2 separate regions of the Homo sapiens genome follow, and region 1 is linked to region 2. Evidence: read pairs that join two places in POLR2A ChIA-PET (ENCODE). Cell type or tissue: OCI-LY7. All regions are shown on one strand. Each heading gives the region's core, and the rest is flanking DNA. Links, peaks and the distances in the headings are about the cores only. Region 1 overlaps ABCA3 (ATP binding cassette subfamily A member 3). Region 2 holds the start of NTN3 (netrin 3).

Region 1 (8,320 bases), core at 169-8,168, 160 kb after region 2:
CTGGGTCAAATGGTATTTCTAGTTCTAGATCCCTGAGGAATCGCCACACTGACTTCCACAATGGTTGAACTAGTTTACAGTCCCACCAACAGTGTAAAAGTGTTCCTATTTCTCCTCATCCTCTCCAGCACCTGTTGTTTCCTGACTTTTGAATGATTGCCATTCTAACTGGTATGAGATGGTATCTCACTGTGGTTTTGATTTGCATTTCTCTGATGGCCAGTGATGATGAGCATTTTTTCATGTGTCTTTTGGCTGCATAAATGTCTTCTTTTGAGAAGTGTTTGTTCATATCCTTTGCCCACTTTTTGATGGGGTTGTTTGGTTTTTTCTTGTAAATTTATTTGAGTTCATTGTAGATTCTGGATATTAGCCCTTTGTCAGATGAGTAGATTGCAAAAATTTTCTCCCATTCTGTAGGTTCCCTGTTCACTCTGATGGTAGTTTCCTTTGTTGTGCAGAAGCTCTTGAGTTTAATTAGATCCCATTTGTCAATTTTGGCTTTTGTTGCCATTGCTTTTCGTGTTTTAGTCATGAAGTCCTTGCCCATGCCTATGTCCTGAATGGTAATGCCTAGGTTTTCTTCTAGGGTTTTTATGGTTTCAGGCCTAACATTGAAGTCTTTAATCCATCTCGAATTAATTTTTGTATAAGGTGTATGGAAGGGATCTGGTTTCAGCTTTCTACATATGGCTAGCCAGTTTTCCCAGCACAGGAAGGGGAACATCACACACTGGGGCCTGTTGTGGGGTGGGGGGGCGGGGGGAGGGATAGCATTAGGAGATATACCTAATGTTAAATGACGAGTAAATGGGTGCAGCACACCAGCATGGCACATGTATACCTATGTAACTAACCTGCACATTGTGCACACGTACCCTAAAACTTAAAGTATAATTAAAAAAAAAAAGAAAGAAATACTTTTCAGGAACATTTACTCTTGTTTATAGGAAAAGTAAAACATCCAGTATAACTGGTTTCTGAAAGACTAAAATAATCCTTGAAGATAGCAAAGGCCCTTTCTCTATATCCTGGAAGACGTGCTCTTGAATGAAACATTTGTATTTCAGCTTTTTTTCTTTTTTTTTTTTTTCAGACAGAATCTTGCTCTGTCGCCAAGCTGGAGTGCAGTGGCGCGACCTCGGCTCACTGCAACCGCTGTGTCCCAGGTTCAAGCGATTCTCCTGCCTCAACCTCCCAAGTAGCTGGGATTACAGGCGCACACCACCACGCCCAGCTAATTTTTGTATTTTTAGTAGAGACGGGGTTTCACCACGTTGGCCAGGATGGTCTCGATCTCTTGACCTCATGATTCACCCACCTCGGCTTCCCAAAGTTCTGGGATTACAGGCATGAGCCACCACACCCGGCTGTACGTCAGCTTTTAAAAGCTCCCGTTTGAGTTCATGGGGCTTGGTTTACATTTTCTTTTTCTGCCGGGCCTTCTCTGTGTACAGACTTACTGGCATTTTTAGCTCCGTGGTCCTTGTGCACCTGATCCATGGTTTGACGGAATCAGTGTGGTGTTCATGGAAGCCAGATCTTGGTTACTCTGATGCCCCATCAGTGTGTGTCTTCGTGTGGACCTGGGCAGGTGGTTGGTACGTGTGCCTCCTCTGAAGCATGGTCTTGTCTTGGAACTGAGCTAGGGACAGCCAAGAAGTGACTCGGACCCAGGACTAGGCTTAGCTGTCAGGCCAAGAAAGACCCCACTGCAGGTTCTGGGTGGAAGTCCAGGGTGTTCTGGAGAACGTCGTATTTCACGGGTCTGGCAGGAGACAGAACTCATGGAAGTTTGCCATGGAAGTCACAGCAACGTCCCATCCCTCCATGAGGCATGATTCTGAGACACAAGTGCCAGGCAGGCAGGAGACAGCATGCATGCAGCCAGCGCTTAGCGATGTCCCTTACTGGTGCCAGGGCTGTCACCAGGCTAATGCTCTAGGGCAAGATTTTACATCTAGAACTAAGATGAACAAGACCTGGTGTGGGGTGTGTGAGGCCCCAGAGCGATGCCCTTGACAGGTCACCCAGCCTGGAGCTCAGGAGAAGCTATGTCCAGCTGTCACACATGATGCTTGCTGCCTGCAGCAGGGGACTGCAGGAGGGGACACTGGCTGCTGAGACTGGGGCCCAGGCAGGAGCTGCTCAGCTCCCTCCTGTTTTTGGGGAACAATTCCCTAAGCTTGGAAGCAAGAGAAAACCAATCTCAAAGGAAAAGACTGACAGATTTCAGCATGTACAAACTGGAAATTTGCCAGACACGAAAAGACCTAATGGTGGTTTAAAAAAAAAAAAAAAAAAGCACATAGCAGACTGGGGAAAACCTTTGTGGCAAATGACACAGAGTAAATATCTTTTGTTAGAGAAAAAAAGTTTTGTTATTAAGAATAGTCGGTTAGTCCTCAGCAAGACAGAGAACCTGAGGGGGAAGAAAAGTTGGCTGGAAAAACAAGCTCCTAGTAAAGCCCCAGGAGATATAACGTGTGTGAGACTGGCATGGCACAGGGACTGGTCAATTCTAGCCTCAGTTTTGCCTCCAGATGTCCATGCCTTAGACCCACTAATATGCCTGATGAGAATTCAGCCCTCAGGCTGGGCGCAGTGGCTCACACCTGTCATCCCAGCATTGGGAGGCTGAGGCAGGCAGATCACCTGAGGTCAGGAGTTCGGGACCAGCCTGGCCAACATAGTGAAACCCCGTCTCTACTAAAAATACAAAAAAAAAAAAAATTAGCTGGGCGTGGTGGTGTGCACCTGTAATCCCAGCTATTCGGGAGGCTGAGGCAGGAGAATTGCTTGAACCCAGGAGGCAGACGTTGCAGTGAGCCGAGATCGCGCCACTGCACTCCAGCCTGAGTGAGAGAGCAAGACTGTCTCAAAAAAAAAAAAGGCCGGGTGCAGTGGCTCACGCCTGTAATCCCAGCACTTTGGGAGGCCAAGGTGGGTGGATCATGAGGTCAGGAGATCCAGACCATCCTGGCTAACACGGTGAAACCCCGTCTCTACTAAAAATACAAAAAATTAGCTGGGCATGGTGGTGTGCACCTGTAGTCCCAGCTACTCGGGAGGCTGAGGCAGGAGAATCGCTTGAACCTGGGAGGTGGAGGTTGCAGTGAGCCAAGATCGCGCCACTGCACTCCAGCCTGGGCGACAGAGTGAGATTCCGTCTCAAAAAAAAAAAAAGTGATCATGTGTGTGATTTTTTTTGTGTGTTGTGTTAGTTACAAAGTGGAAGTGACAATCACATCTCTCTTCTCATTTGCTGTCAGTGTGTGGTGCGTTTCCTTCCTTCTCCCGTGGGACCACTGAGCGGCCACGGGGGTCCTGAGCTGAAGTCACTCTGTTGCCCCAAGCATCTCTTCCCCCATGGACCCCATGCACGTGGCCCTCTGCCCTCGAGAGCAGCTCCTCGAGGTGGCTGGGCCATCCTCTGCTCCCGCACCCAGGGTACATCCGGGAAGGCTTCCTGGCCGTGCAGCATGCTGTGGACCGGGCCATCATGGAGTACCATGCCGATGCCGCCACACGCCAGCTGTTCCAGAGACTGACGGTGACCATCAAGAGGTTCCCGTACCCGCCGTTCATCGCAGACCCCTTCCTCGTGGCCATCCAGTACCAGCTGCCCCTGCTGCTGCTGCTCAGCTTCACCTACACCGCGCTCACCATTGCCCGTGCTGTCGTGCAGGAGAAGGAAAGGAGGCTGAAGGTGACTGCCCGCTTTGGCTCCCCAACACTCTAGAAACCGCGCTGTCCTGGGGAGGCCATGTCCAAAGGCTTGGTGTTTTAGTATTTTTTTTTTTTTGAGTTGGAGTCTCGCTCTGTCGCCCAGGCTGGAGTGCAGTGGTGCGATCTCGGCTCACTGCAAGCTCTGCCTCCCGGGTTCACGCCATTCTCCTGCCTCAGCCTCCCGAGTAGTTGGGACTATAGGTGCCTGCCACCACACCCAGCTAATTTTTTGTATTTTTAGTAGAGACGTGGTTTCACCGTGTTAGCCAGGATGGTCTCAATCTCCTGACCTTGTGATCCGCCCGCCTCGGCCTCCAGAAGTGCTGGGATTACAGGCGTGAGCCACCGTGCCCGGCCGGAGGTCTTTCTATATTGCCAAGGCTGGTCTCAAACTCTTGGCCTCAAGAAATTCTCCCATCTCAGCCTCCCATCTCATTCTCCCACAGTGCTGGGATTACAGGCATGAGCTGTAACACCTGGCTAGGGGCTCATTTTGAGGCTGCCCAGTTGTTCATCTGCTTGGTGCCATAAATAACTTTCATAAAACTATGCAGCATTGAGGGAGTCAGCAGTGGGCTATAAAATGATCCTGAAAAAAAAAAAAGTGTGCACATATGCAGATACACAGATCAAACAAATAGGGCAAAACGTGAAACGGTTACTGAACCTAAGTGGTGGGAATGTGAGAGACCATTGTGCTCCTCTTCCCGCTGTTCTGTAGGTCAGAAATTATGCATAAGAAAGGGCTAGCCCTGGGCACTGGCTCACACCTGTAATCCCAGCACCTTGGGAGGTCGAGGTGGGCGGATCACTTGAGGTGAGGAGTTCAAGACCAGCCTGGACAGCAAGGTGAAACCGTGTCTCTACTAAAAATACAAAAATTAGCCAGGCGTGGTAGCATGCACCTGTAATCCCAGCTGCTTGGGAGGCTGAGGCACGAGAATTTCTTGAACCCGGGAGGTGGAGGTTGCAGTGAGCCAAGATCGCACCACTGCACTCCAGCCTGGGCAGCAGAGCAAGACTCCATCTAAAAAAAAAAAAGAAAAAGAGAAAAAGAAAGAAAAAGAAATGAGGAGCTGAATTTTTAACTTTATTTTTAATTAACTTCAGTTGAAACGGCCACACCTGGCTGCTGGCTGCCGTATTGGTCAGTGTGGCCGCCCCAGGACTCCCCAGGCGCTTTTGGTCAGTGAAGGAACTGGGTTTCCTCATCACCACGCCTGACTCCTTGGTGGGGCAGGTGAGGAAGGAAGGTGTGGTCAGAGCCGACCCATCACTGCGCCTCGTCCTTCACTGCAGAGGTTCTGGGCCCCTCCTTTCAGAGTAGGGGAGGTTGAGGGAATGAATGGCTATGGCATCCACAGCTATGGTCTGATCTGTGGTCACGTCTCACAGCCATGGAGGCTGGTGTTGACGTGGTTGGGAACTGGCAGGGTCTTTCGGCCCACCCCCAGAAGGGCTGGGCTCCTGCCGCCTGACGTAGCTTCGGGGGACGATCTCAAGTACCAGGAAAGACTGGGGAGCATGCACTGGGAGTGTGGAATCGCTCTACAGAATGGAGGGCTGGCCGGGTGCAGTGGCTTATGCCTATAATTCCAGCACTTTGGGAGGCTGAGGCAGGCAGATCACTTGAGCCCAGGAGTTTGAGCAAGATGAGCCTGGCCGACATAGTAAGACCCTGTCGAATGCAGGGCTGCTGGGACAGTCGGACTCAGGCCTGCTGCCGTCCAGCCTGGCACATGCCATCATGGCGGGCAGTGACGGGCCCCCAGCAGCGTGATGGCTTCTCTCCCCAGGAGTACATGCGCATGATGGGGCTCAGCAGCTGGCTGCACTGGAGTGCCTGGTTCCTCTTGTTCTTCCTCTTCCTCCTCATCGCCGCCTCCTTCATGACCCTGCTCTTCTGTGTCAAGGTGAGCATGGCGTCGGTGGGGCTCTGGTGAGGACGGGGAGAGCCAGGGCACCCCAGGAGGGCCCTCTTGGGAAGAACTTTGTGGTCAGAGACTTCAGAGAGAGTCTGTCCCTCATGGGGGAGAGGAGCTGTCAATGTCCCACTCCTCTCGGTGGAGCCGCGTCCCTGTGACCAGGGATGGTCAGGAGTCCTCCTGGTCCACCTCTGCCGGCCCACCACGCCCGACTCATGCCTGTGCCCTGCAGGTGAAGCCAAATGTAGCCGTGCTGTCCCGCAGCGACCCCTCCCTGGTGCTCGCCTTCCTGCTGTGCTTCGCCATCTCTACCATCTCCTTCAGCTTCATGGTCAGCACCTTCTTCAGCAAAGGTGAGCCCCAGTCATGGGGCAGAGTGGGGTTGCCAAGGGGCCAAGGGCCATCTGCATGGAAATAACCCAGAGGCTGTGATCGGAAGGGAGAGTGGCCTGGTGGAGCTGCCCAGGGAGGAGCTGACCAGGGGAAGGTTGGACTGGAAGGAGGAAAGTCAGCGTAATTTAGGGAGAAGGAGAATTCAGAGAAGGCAGGTGTGTGGCTGGCCATGCCGAGTGCTGTCCAGCAGCCCAAAGGGAAGGCGAGCCAGAAGTGAGGACAGTGAGCCCGGCCATGTGCAGAGCCTTGCGGTGACAGTTACGTTGAAGATCATTTTTCCTGTCTGGATTTTGTGTGTCACTTTGTTATCATTCTCTTTTGCTTCTTTGTTTTCCTTTCCTGCCTTCTGTTGGCCTTCTGTAGTGCCTTTTACCTCGGATGGTTCAGAGGCTATAAGTTGTGTTTCTCTTTTTTTAGTGATTACCTTTAATGTTTCACTTGATTACTTACCTCTAAAATTCCAAAAAGTGAAGTTATTCAGTATGCCCAGGCTCCTCCCAGGTAAAACTCCAACCTCACCACCACTCTAAGTACTTTTAGAGGTTCCCAGTTTTTTGTTTTTTTTTTCGAGCAGTCTTGCTCTGTTGCTCAGTCTGGAGTGCATTAGTGCGATCTTGGCTCACTGCAGTCTCTGCCTCTGGGATTCAAGTGATTCTTGTGCCTCAGCCTCTTGAGTAGCTGGGATTACAGGCGTGTGCCACCACGCCTGGCTAATTTTTTTTTTTTTTTTTTTTTTTTTTTTTTTTTTTTTTGCATTTTTAGTAGAGACGGGGTTTTGCCATGTTGTCCAGGCTGGTCTTGAAATCCTGACCTCAAGCGATCCATACTCCTTGGCTTCCCAAAGTGCTGGGATTACAGGTGTGAGCCACTGCGCTTGGCCTTTTTTTTTTTTTCTTTTCTTTTTTTCTTTTCTTTTTTCTTTTTTTTTTTTTTTGAGACTGCCTCTTGTTCTGTTGCCCAGGCTGGAGTGCAATGGCACAGACACGGCTCACTGCAGCCTTGAACTGCTGGGCTCAAAGCTATCTTCCAGCCTCAGCCTTCTGAGTAGCTCACACCACCGTTACCTGCCACCACACCTAGCTTTTTTTTTTTTTTTTTTTTTCTCACCATGTTTCCCAGACTGGTCTTGAACTCCTGATCTCAAGTGATCCTCCTACCTCAGCCTCCCAAAGCATTGGGATTACAGGTGTGAGCCACCATGCCTGACCTCCTAACTTTTGTTGTTGTCTAGTTTGTTTTATTATTAAAGAAAACCTAAGTGACCAGGCATGGTAGCTCACACCTGTAATCCTAGCACTTTAGGAGGTCAAGGCAGGAGGATCACTTGAGCCCAGGAGTTTAAGACCAGCCTAGGCAACATGGCAAGACCCTGTCTCTACAAAAAAAAAAAAAAAAAAAAAAAAGTTTAAAAATTAGCCAGGTGTGGTGGCATGCCCCTGTGGTCCTAGCTACTTGGGAGGCTGAGGTGGGAGCATTGCTTAAGCCCAGGTGGCGGATGTTGCAGTGAGCTGAGTTTGTACCACTGCATTCCAGCCTGGAGAACGAGAGGGACCCTGTCTCAAAAAAAGAAAAAAAATCATAAGCAGTTACTTCCTATGTGACATTCCTGTGCTTTGCCAACATATCTGATGTGCACGTGATTTTCGTGTACCTGGCTTTTTAGAGTCACTCTTCTCTGTGTTGAAGCACATCTTTGAGTAGTTCTTCTAGTGGGCATTGGTAAGTGGTCAGTGCTTTCGACTTTGTATGTCCAAAGGTGTCTGTATTTTGCCCTCACTCCTGTATAGTATTTTAGCTGCCTGTGAAATTCTCCACAGATAGGTGTTCTTCCTTGGCAATTTTATAATGTTACCTTATTGCCATCCGATACTCATCGTTAGTGGGAGTCTGCCAAAAGTCTAGGTGTGATTTTTCTTTATGAACATTTCGATCTGAGGGCTCATGTGTCTTCGGTTCGAATTTCAATGAGATTTCGGGTAATATCTCATCAGACTTTGCTGTGTGTGTGTGTGTGTGTGTGTGTGTGTGTGTGTGTGTGTAAAATACATACAACAATTTATGACCGGGCACCATGGCTCACGCCTGTAATCCCAGCAATTTGGGAGGCCGAGGCGGGTGGATCATGAGGTCAGGAGATTGAGACCATCCTGGCCAACACAGTGAAACCTCGTCTCTACTAAAAAAAAAAAATACAAAAATTAGCCGGGTGTGGTGGCGGGTACCTGTAGTCCCAGCTACTCGGGAGGCTGAGGCAGGAGCATCGCTTGAACCCA
Region 2 (8,320 bases), core at 234-8,233:
CCTCAGACTGCAGGTGAACTAGGTCCTTTGAGAAGAGCGACACTGAAGCTGGAGGTTCCCCAAAAGGCAAATAGACACGTGAGACAGGAAGGCCACTGCAAGGACACTGGCATCCCCCCCGTCCCATACTCCATCCTTCACTCCAAGAGACAAATTAAAAGGCCAGGCCAGGCACCGTAGCTCATGCCTGTAATCCCAGCCTTTGGGAGGCCAAAGTGGGAGAACTGCTTGAGTCCAGGAATTTGAGACCAGCCTGGGCAACAAAGTGAGACCCCGTCTCTATAAAAAATGCAAAAATTAGCTAGGCATGGTGGTGTGCGCCTATAGTCCCAGCTACTCAGGAGACTAAGGTGGGAAGACTGCTTGAGTCCGAGAGGTCGAGGCTGCAGTGAGCCATGATCTCATGATCCCTCCATTGTACTCTAGCCTCGGCAGTGGGAATGAGACCCTGTCTCGAAAAAAAAAAAAAAAGAAAAAAGTCTATCGTCCCAGCTATTTGGGAAGCTGAGGCAAGGGGATCGCTTGAGTCCAGAAGGTCGAGGCTACAGTGAGCCACTGATCCTGACACTGCACTCCAGACTAGGAGAAAGAGCGAGACCCTGTCTCAACAAAAAAAAAAAGAAAAAAGCCCACTACCCTGCCCCATTCCCCCAAAAGGCAACGGGTTACTGACTGGCCTTCTGTTACCTTACTGACTTTAAGACTGTATTAGGAGTCCACAGGGTTCAGGATTCCGTCTCGTTTTTCTCACTCTGCACATTCTCCTGGGAAGACCCAACCCAGTCCCCAGCTTGGATGGCACACAGCATCCCCAAAATGCTCTCGTCTAGTACACTCTCCTTGGCTCCAGGCCAAAACACATATGCTTACTGCCCAGTCTCGCAGTAACCTCATCGCCATCTCCACACGGTGCCAGCCCGCCCCCTCCCTCCACACTCTGCATGGGGTGTGGCACTGCCCGCTGCTCAATACTGGAACATCCCCTCCTTCCTCCCTGGCTCTTCCCATCCTGCAACCACTTGTCTCAGAGTCTTGCTCTCTTTTTTCTTCTGAAACAGAGTTGACCAGGGTGGAGTGCAGTGGAACAATCATAGCTCACTGCAGCCTGCAACTCCTGGGCTCAAGTGTTCCTCCCGCTTTGGCCTCCCAAAATGCTGGGCTTGCAGGTGTGAGCCCCCGGGCCTGGCTGAGTCTTGCTCTTTTCTGTGCTGATGTCTCTCTGGGTGTGCCATGACAGTCCCTCAACCGGCCTTGGCCTCTTCACCTCCCTGGCCACCTCTGATCAAGTCACTCACAAACCCAAGATCTTCAGAGGCTTCATGCCACTCAGGGTGAATTCAAACTCCCAGGTGGAACTCAAGGCTTTTCCCAGTCTGCTGTCAGCCTAGCTCACTCACTTCACCCCATCTACCCTGGGGCCACCACTGCCCTTCTCCCAAGAGCTGGTGGGCAGGAACCACGCCTGTCACTTTATATCCACTGTCCCTTCGGGGGAAGGCACTTTCCCTCACTTGTTCTTGCCGGTCCTGATCATCCTTCAAAATGAAGCTCAAGTCCATCTCAGAGCCCCACCCCCACCACAATCCAGCTGGATGCCACGCCTTTGCGCCCACAGAAGGCTCTGTCCACCTCTGTGGGAGCTTCTACCATGTGTTTATTCTCCTGTCTCCTCACTGCACTATAAGCTCAAGGGCAGAGACCAAGTCTTAACACCAAATCCACAGAACACACGGCATGGTGCCTCCTATGAAGTGTGAATTCAATAAATGCATTTTTATTGTTTTGTTTTTCAGAGACAGGGTCTCACTCTGTTGCCCTGGCTTGAGTGCAGTGGCACAATCACAGCTCACTGCAGTCTTGAGCTCCCAGGCTCAAGTGATCCTTCTGCCTCAGCTTCCCAAGTAGCTGGGACCACAGGCACATGCCACCATACTTGGCTAATTTTTTATAGAGACGAGACCTCCCTATGTTGCCCAAGGTGGTCTTGAACTCCTGGGCTCATGCGATCCTTCCACCTCAGCCTCCCAAAGTGTTGGGATTGCAGGCGTGAGCCACCGCACCTCGCTTAACAAACACATGTTGAAAGGATACAGAAAATCATTGAATAATGAATTCAAGTTGGTCCTCAGTAAAAAGCCTGAGGTTTTGTTTCTTTGATTTTATCTCCAATTGAAAGGCAATGTTTGAAACAGCCACTGAAATTGCTGCTTTGAGTTGAAAAGGACTTCTTTCTTCCATTTACAGAGTTGTCATAACAGAAAAGGTATGCTCAGACAGGTAAAACATTGAACAGGGTAAATGTTAAGTGCTTTTTTTGTAACCTGCTTCATTGTCCTTATGTACTTTAAACCAGAAACCATCTAAAGGCAAACATTTAATATGTTTTCTGAGCTTGGCTCAATCTGTAGATAATTAAGAGCAACACTGCATGCCCAAGGTCACTCGAGCCTGCTGGACACTCCTGGCAGGTGTGGTCAGCGAGAGCTAGTAAGGCTACCCTACAGGTGACTTCACAGACCCTGGGTGGCCAAATTTATTGTTGTTATGAAAACCTTGCCTAGATTACTTCTGCATCTCGGAAGGTCACCCTCAACCCAGTGGAAAGCCACTGCAATAGTTGACATCTATCACTCCGACAAAAGGACCTTGATCCACTTCAACCATCATGTAGAGAAAACCTCTGGTCCGGCCCTGGCCAGGCTGTGGGGAAGCAAAGATGAACAGCGTGGCTCCCGCCCTCTTCACAGGGAAAGACAGGCTTCTAAGTAGAGCAAGCACTCCCCAATAAGTCCTCCATGTAAAGCCTCTATCTGAGTGTTCAGATTAGATGAGGATCAACCCTCAGAATAAAAGGCGGTGCACGCAGGGGTCACGCCACAGGCTAGGAACAGTAACTGTAAAATCTTCGTAAGATTTTCTGATCTTCTCTAATCTGGATTGGTTTTTTTTCCCAGTGTGTGTTCCTTAAAATGAAAAGAACCTGACTGCTTGTCTTCGCCGCAACTGAGCAAACATTTACAGGTGCCTACTGTGTGCTGAAGACAGAGCCCTGGCCCTCGGGCGGAGGAAACGCCACGTGTGCCATCTACAGGTGCCTACTGTGTGCTGAGGACAGACTGTGAAGACGGAGCCCTGGACCTCGGGTGGAGGAAACGGCCCACGTGCCAAATAATGGGACGGTTCCTTCTGCACACTGCCTGGAAGTCACCTGGTGACTCCAGAGCAAACACAGCAAAACAGGGAAAAATCACCCGCTAGTGCTTCTATCGGCACTGGAAGGGCAGGCTGACGCCCCCTTTCTGGAATAAGCTGCTGGGTAAAGACAGTGACATCGGCTTCACAACCACAGCCACCAACCTAACAGCCCACCTGCACCTCCACACCACCCAGGTGGCTTTTAGACAACCTTTGACCTTTAATATCACCCCCGCAAGCAGTAACCCGGGGGCCACAGCGCGTTTCCCTGCGGGGCACGGCCATCAAAGAAGGCCTGTGGCCAGGCCGCGGGGACTCCCGCCTGGAGGGGGCGGGAACAGGTGCAGCCCAGCCCAGGTGGGGCCGGCTCTCCCCTCCGCTGTGCTGGCTCAGGGCTGGGAGTCCCTGGCTTCCACCTCCCAGGGCCCGAAGGACAGCGGCCGCCTGGCACGGCGCACCCAGAGGGGCCCCCCACTGGACAGGGCCGGGGGCTGGCGGACCCCCAAGCGGGTGGTCGGTGGGGGCGTGTGTCATCCCTGGGCGGGGCGGGGCGGGGCCCGGGGCCGCTGCAGGTCCACAGGGCAGGGCGTATCAGAATCTGTTGCAATCTCACCGAGCCCCCAAGAGGATTTCCGACCCTGCGGAGACGGAAAGCGCCCCAAGGAAACAGTGACACAGTCACTCTTCCAGACGACACCATGCCCTGGGCCGGGCCGCGGGCCAGCGACCGGGCGGGGATCGGGCCTCGCGCCCAGGGGGTCCCGCTCCTGCGCCCCCTCCCGTAGGCCAAGCCGCAGCTGCAGCGCCGGGCGGTGCCGGGCTCTGGAGCCCCCAACCCGCGCGTGGCCGGGGATCCCCGCCTCGAATGGGGCCCGCAGCCCGGCCCCCACGCTCCCGCCCCCAGCACGCGCCGACCGCGGTGACAGCGGGGACCCGGCCCCGCCACCCGCCACCCCGCCGCGCGCCCCCCGCACGCCCCGAGCGCACCCACCTCCGCGCGCCGCTTTCTCCTCAGCCTGCCGCGCCGGCCTTTCTGCGCACGCGCGTGCTCGGCCCCGCCCCCGCCGAGCTGTCGCCCTGTGCCCACCCCGGAGAGCCCGCGGGGCTCCGGCCTGCCCGGCTCTGGGCATGCGCGCTGACGGTCGGCGGCCGCAGCGGCGGAAGCTGGGGCCGGCCGGGAACCGGTCCCGTGCGGAGAGGAGGCAACGGCAGTGCGGTCCCGGGGGGACAAGCCAAGGGGGGCGGGGGGTGGCACGGCCCTGCCGAGGGCATCGGGGGCCCGGACAGCCGCCTGTCGGAGTCGCGGTCCGGCCGGGTCACGCGTGGATCCGGAACCGCGTGGGCACGACGTCCCTTCCCGAGTCGGGGGAGAAGGGCTGGAAGGAGGTTCTGGGACGGGCCCTGAGCTGAGGAGCTGTGGCGCCGAGGGTCAGAGACGCGGCAGAGAGAGGGACGGCCGGACGGAGCCGGCAGACGGGGACACAGGCGGCCAAGAAAGTTACGGGACCCGGCAGCAGACGCCGCGGGGCGCCCGGACGCGGACGCCCAGCCCGCAGGGGCCAAGGCCGCCGCCCTCGTGGGGCTGCAGGAGGCAGGGGACGCCCTGTCCCCCCATGGGGGTCCAAGGCGCCTGCGGTGGCCACAGTCTTTGGGGAGGTCAGTGCGCTCCCTGGCGGGTCGCCGCACAGGTGGGGGTGCATCACAGCGGCCCCGGGGATGATCTGAGATCCCCGAGAGGGCCCGGCATCACGAAGGATTCACAGCCTTCCGGGTATCCCAGTGCCCCTGGGACAGGGCCGACAGCCAGAGGGCGGGAGACCATGGGGTCCTCCGGGTGTGCCATATCATCTGCCTCTGTGCGGGGCGGGCTGTCGCTGCGCCGGTCACATCCCCCCAGGGCCAGACGGGAGGTACCGAGGGAGCTGCCGGCGGGGACGGGGCGGCGGCCCAGGTGGCGACACGCGCGACGCGAGCAAGGACTCCTTGGCAGGCGAAGGCACAGGGTGAACGTGCGCCTAGATGTGGGAGCAGCGGCCGCCCTGCCCAGCCGGCGGGCTCAGGCGGCGCTGCAGCGCCCCCGCCGTTCGCGTCGCTGCAGCCTCCGCAGGCGCCGCGTCCACGCGTCCCTCCAGGGTAGCACGAGGCTTCCGCGGGCGGCGATGAGCCCGGGCCCCCGGCCCCCCGCGCCCCCAGCCGCGGCTCCAGGCCCGCCCCCCAGCAGGAGGTAGCGGCGGCCGGGGAGCAGGCGCGGGCAGCCGCAGGCCGCATCCCCGGCGGGCACCCACAGCGCGCTACTCCCGCGCCGCGCGCGCTCCTCTCCGCTCCGGAACACGGCGAGCACCGCCACCGGGAAGCGTGTCCACGCGCCGCGCGCCTCGCCGCGCGCACCCACCGCCACCTGCACCGCTGCGGGGAGAGCGAGAGGGGGCGGGGTCAGGAAGGGGCGGCCTGCCCGCGGTAGGGGGAGGCACGGGGAGGACACCAGGAGGGCAGTGGGGGCTGAAGGGGCGGGGTCGCTGCCCGTGGAGGACCTGAGGGATGAGGATGGGCCTTGGGGCCCAGCAAGGGTCAAGGCGTTCCAAGGGGAAGCTGGCGGAGGAGGGAAGGTAGGGAGAGGAGGAAGGTGGGAAGGTCCGCGGGAGGCCTGAGGGCACCTACCATAGTCCTTCTTGCAGAACTTCTTTAGGCTGATGCGGTAGCTGCCACGGGCAGGTTTGCAGTGCGAGTCACAGTCTGGGTAGAAGGTGGGAGGCTGGCACAGACTCCCTTTCCCCACCCTCTCCTCCCAGAGCCCCCTCCCCCAAAGTCATGCCAGTCTGGGGCCCTGTCCTGTGTCCACTCACCCTGGGGCTGCACAGGGCTGCTGTCCTCAGTGGGTCCAGGGATAGGGGTCTCTGCAGAGAGGGAGGGAGAATGGCCTGCGATGGAGGGGCAGAGAGATCTGCAGGGCTCGGGGAATAGACGGGACAACAGCAGGGAGCTGGGGTGGCCTTGGCTTGGTGGCTGAGGCGGGGCAGGGTCACTCACTAACACAGGGCGCCACTGGGGAGCGGCTTTGCTGGAAGCCAGGCGCGCAGCGGTTGCAGGTGAGGCCAGTGACGCCATCCTTGCAGGGACACTGGCCTGTGGTCTGGTTGCAGGTCTTGCCAGCAGCACCAACCGGGTGACAGTCGCAGGCTGAGGACAGAGGTGGGAAGGGCCTGGTCAGAAGCCTGTCTGGGGATCTGGGAAGTCAGAGGGTGAGGGCCTGCAGGTGGCCGGTGGTGGCTCACCCCTGCAAGCCCGACGGTCACTCAGGGCACGGCCAGGGTCTCGATAGAAGCCCTCCCGGCAGTAGTGGCAGTGGCGGCCGGCGGTGTTGTGCCGGCAGTTGAGACAGACACCCCCGCTGCGGCGGCCGGACAGTCGGTACAGCTCCATGTTGAAGCGGCAGCGGCGGGCATGGCCGTTGCAGGAGCAAGCTGCAGGGAGGGATGGGTCAGGGGCAGGCTGGTTGTGTCCAAGGTCCCCAGGCCACCCTCCAAGGCCTCACCGAGGCAGGCGTGGGATTCCCGGGCAGTGGCCCGCTGCCATGGCCTGTCGCAGTAGAAGGGCTTGCAGCGGCCGCAGTCAGGGCCCTCGGTGCCATGCCGACAGTCGCAGATCAGGTGGCCCTGTGTGTCCAGCAGGCACCGTGAGGCATGTCCATTGCACTTGCAGCGCCCGCCCACCTGGAGGTCGGTGGCTGCGTAGGAGTAAGGGACGACGGCCTCCATGTCCCTGGGGTCACCTGCCGTGCTAGGCCTTGTGAGCACTACACGGACGTCGGTGGCGGTCACCCAGTCTTGGAGCACTGGGCTGCTGTCCAGGTCCAGGCCTGGGGGGCTGCTGTCCTGCATGCTGAAGGCCAGAAGGCCGCTGCCATCAGGCTGGGCCAGGGGTGCGGGGAAGCACAGGGCCTCAGGCCCTGGGCCAGCTGGGCCATTGGCAGGGGCAGGCAGACGGCCATAGTCCAGGTCACAGTGGGAGGAGAAGAAGCCCAGCGGGGCCCAGCTGCGGCCATGGTCCTGAGACTTGAGCAGGGCCACGGAGGCTGGGGGAGCTGAGCAGAAGCGCAGGCTCACGAAGACCAGCTCAAAAGCCTTGCCCAGGGGCACCGTGAGAGTCACGTTGAGGGGCGCCCGAGGCAGGGACTCCGAGCGCCAGCACAGAGGGCTGGCCGTGCCCCCTGGGGAAGTAAGGAGGGCGGGGGAGTGTGCCCGTCGCGGGTCGGAGGCGTCGCAGGCCCGAGTGGCCGGCCGCCCGCACGTGCTGGAAGCCAGCACCTCGCGGCCCAGGGCGGCGTTCACCAGTCCTGGCACGCAGCCGCGGGGCGCACCCCCCTCATCGTGGCAGGGGTCGGCGGGCGCCGGCGGCCCAGGACTCAGGGCGGCGAAGAGCGTGCCTGCCGTCAGCAGCAGCCCCCAGGGCCAGCCAGGCATGGCCGGAGCCGCTGCGGGTCAGCCAGTGGCCGGGCCCCAAGACGCTGCCCTTGGGGAAAAGAAGCCCTCTCCGCGGCTCTGCCCACCAGGCCCGCAATGCCGAGGAACAGGGCCCCCGGGCGGCCCCAGCCCGGCCCAGAGGTGGGAGCAGCGGCGGGCACGCCCCGGGCCCAGCACAGCAGCGGGGATGTTGGCGCGTCCTCCCGCTGGGCCTAGAGCGATGACAGGCGTCGCCCCCGCTCCCGGTGCCTCCGCCCGCGGAGGCCCCACCCGCCGCTCGCACTCACCCACCGAGGGCCGGGCGGAGCAGGTCTCCCGGCCTCCCGGGAAGGGCCGTGGGCGGGCGGGGCCTGCGGTGCACGGGCCGCCGCCTCCTCCCGGCTGCAGCGAGGGCGGACGAGCTGTGCCAGGAGGGGGTGGGGGGCGCAGCAGGCGCAAGCCCGGGCCCAGCCGGGGGCGGGGCTGCTCGGGTCGGGAAGGAGGCAGGGGAGGGGAGGGGGCCTCATCGCAGAGCTGGAATCAGAAGCAGATTCAGACGCGGGCTGGGCCAGCGGGGAAGGGGGCTGGGAGGCCCGGGAGCCAGGGGAGGGGCCGGGGAGCCAGGAATGCGCTGGCGGGAGGGGTCTGGAGGGGGGCAGCTCAGCCTTCGCAGCCCGTGGGGGACC

The links. ChIA-PET counts read pairs that join two places held together with the same protein. Peaks named below come from ENCODE experiments on the same cell type or tissue, not always from the same donor. Only the 100,000 strongest peaks of a DNase experiment are listed, where the experiment ranks them.
Region 1: POLR2A ChIA-PET joins it to region 2 with 14 read pairs; 4 of 35 experiments call an interaction of 5 or more read pairs at or near these places.

The regions. Positions count from the first base shown.
Region 1 is chr16:2,314,970-2,323,289 of GRCh38, reverse strand. ABCA3 (ATP binding cassette subfamily A member 3) reads left to right here. Exons shown (of 33, transcript NM_001089.3): 8 at 3,450-3,709; 9 at 5,526-5,642; 10 at 5,887-6,007. Among named protein-coding and RNA genes, the nearest start is that of ABCA3, 22 kb to the left of the region's middle. In OCI-LY7, for the core only: no CTCF peak of the experiment used is centred there; no DNase peak of the experiment used is centred there.
Region 2 is chr16:2,471,037-2,479,356 of GRCh38, reverse strand. It overlaps NTN3 (netrin 3), which reads right to left and starts at 8,060. Exons shown (of 6, transcript NM_006181.3): 1 at 6,728-8,060; 2 at 6,468-6,656; 3 at 6,223-6,372; 4 at 6,039-6,089; 5 at 5,854-5,928; 6 at 5,212-5,601. The coding sequence starts at 7,655. The coding sequence ends at 5,252. It overlaps TBC1D24 (TBC1 domain family member 24), which reads right to left and starts at 4,230. Exons shown (of 8, transcript NM_001199107.2): 1 at 4,187-4,230. RefSeq lists silencers at 3,469-3,668, 4,129-4,618, 5,019-5,288, 5,349-5,408, 5,479-5,628 and 1 more. In OCI-LY7, for the core only: CTCF peaks have their summits at 3,619 (motif pointing left), 3,822, 4,943, 5,153 and 1 weaker place; DNase peaks (open chromatin) are centred at 3,826, 4,296, 5,246, 7,986 and 5 weaker places; H3K4me3 peaks cover 4,873 bases; H3K27ac peaks cover 2,989 bases.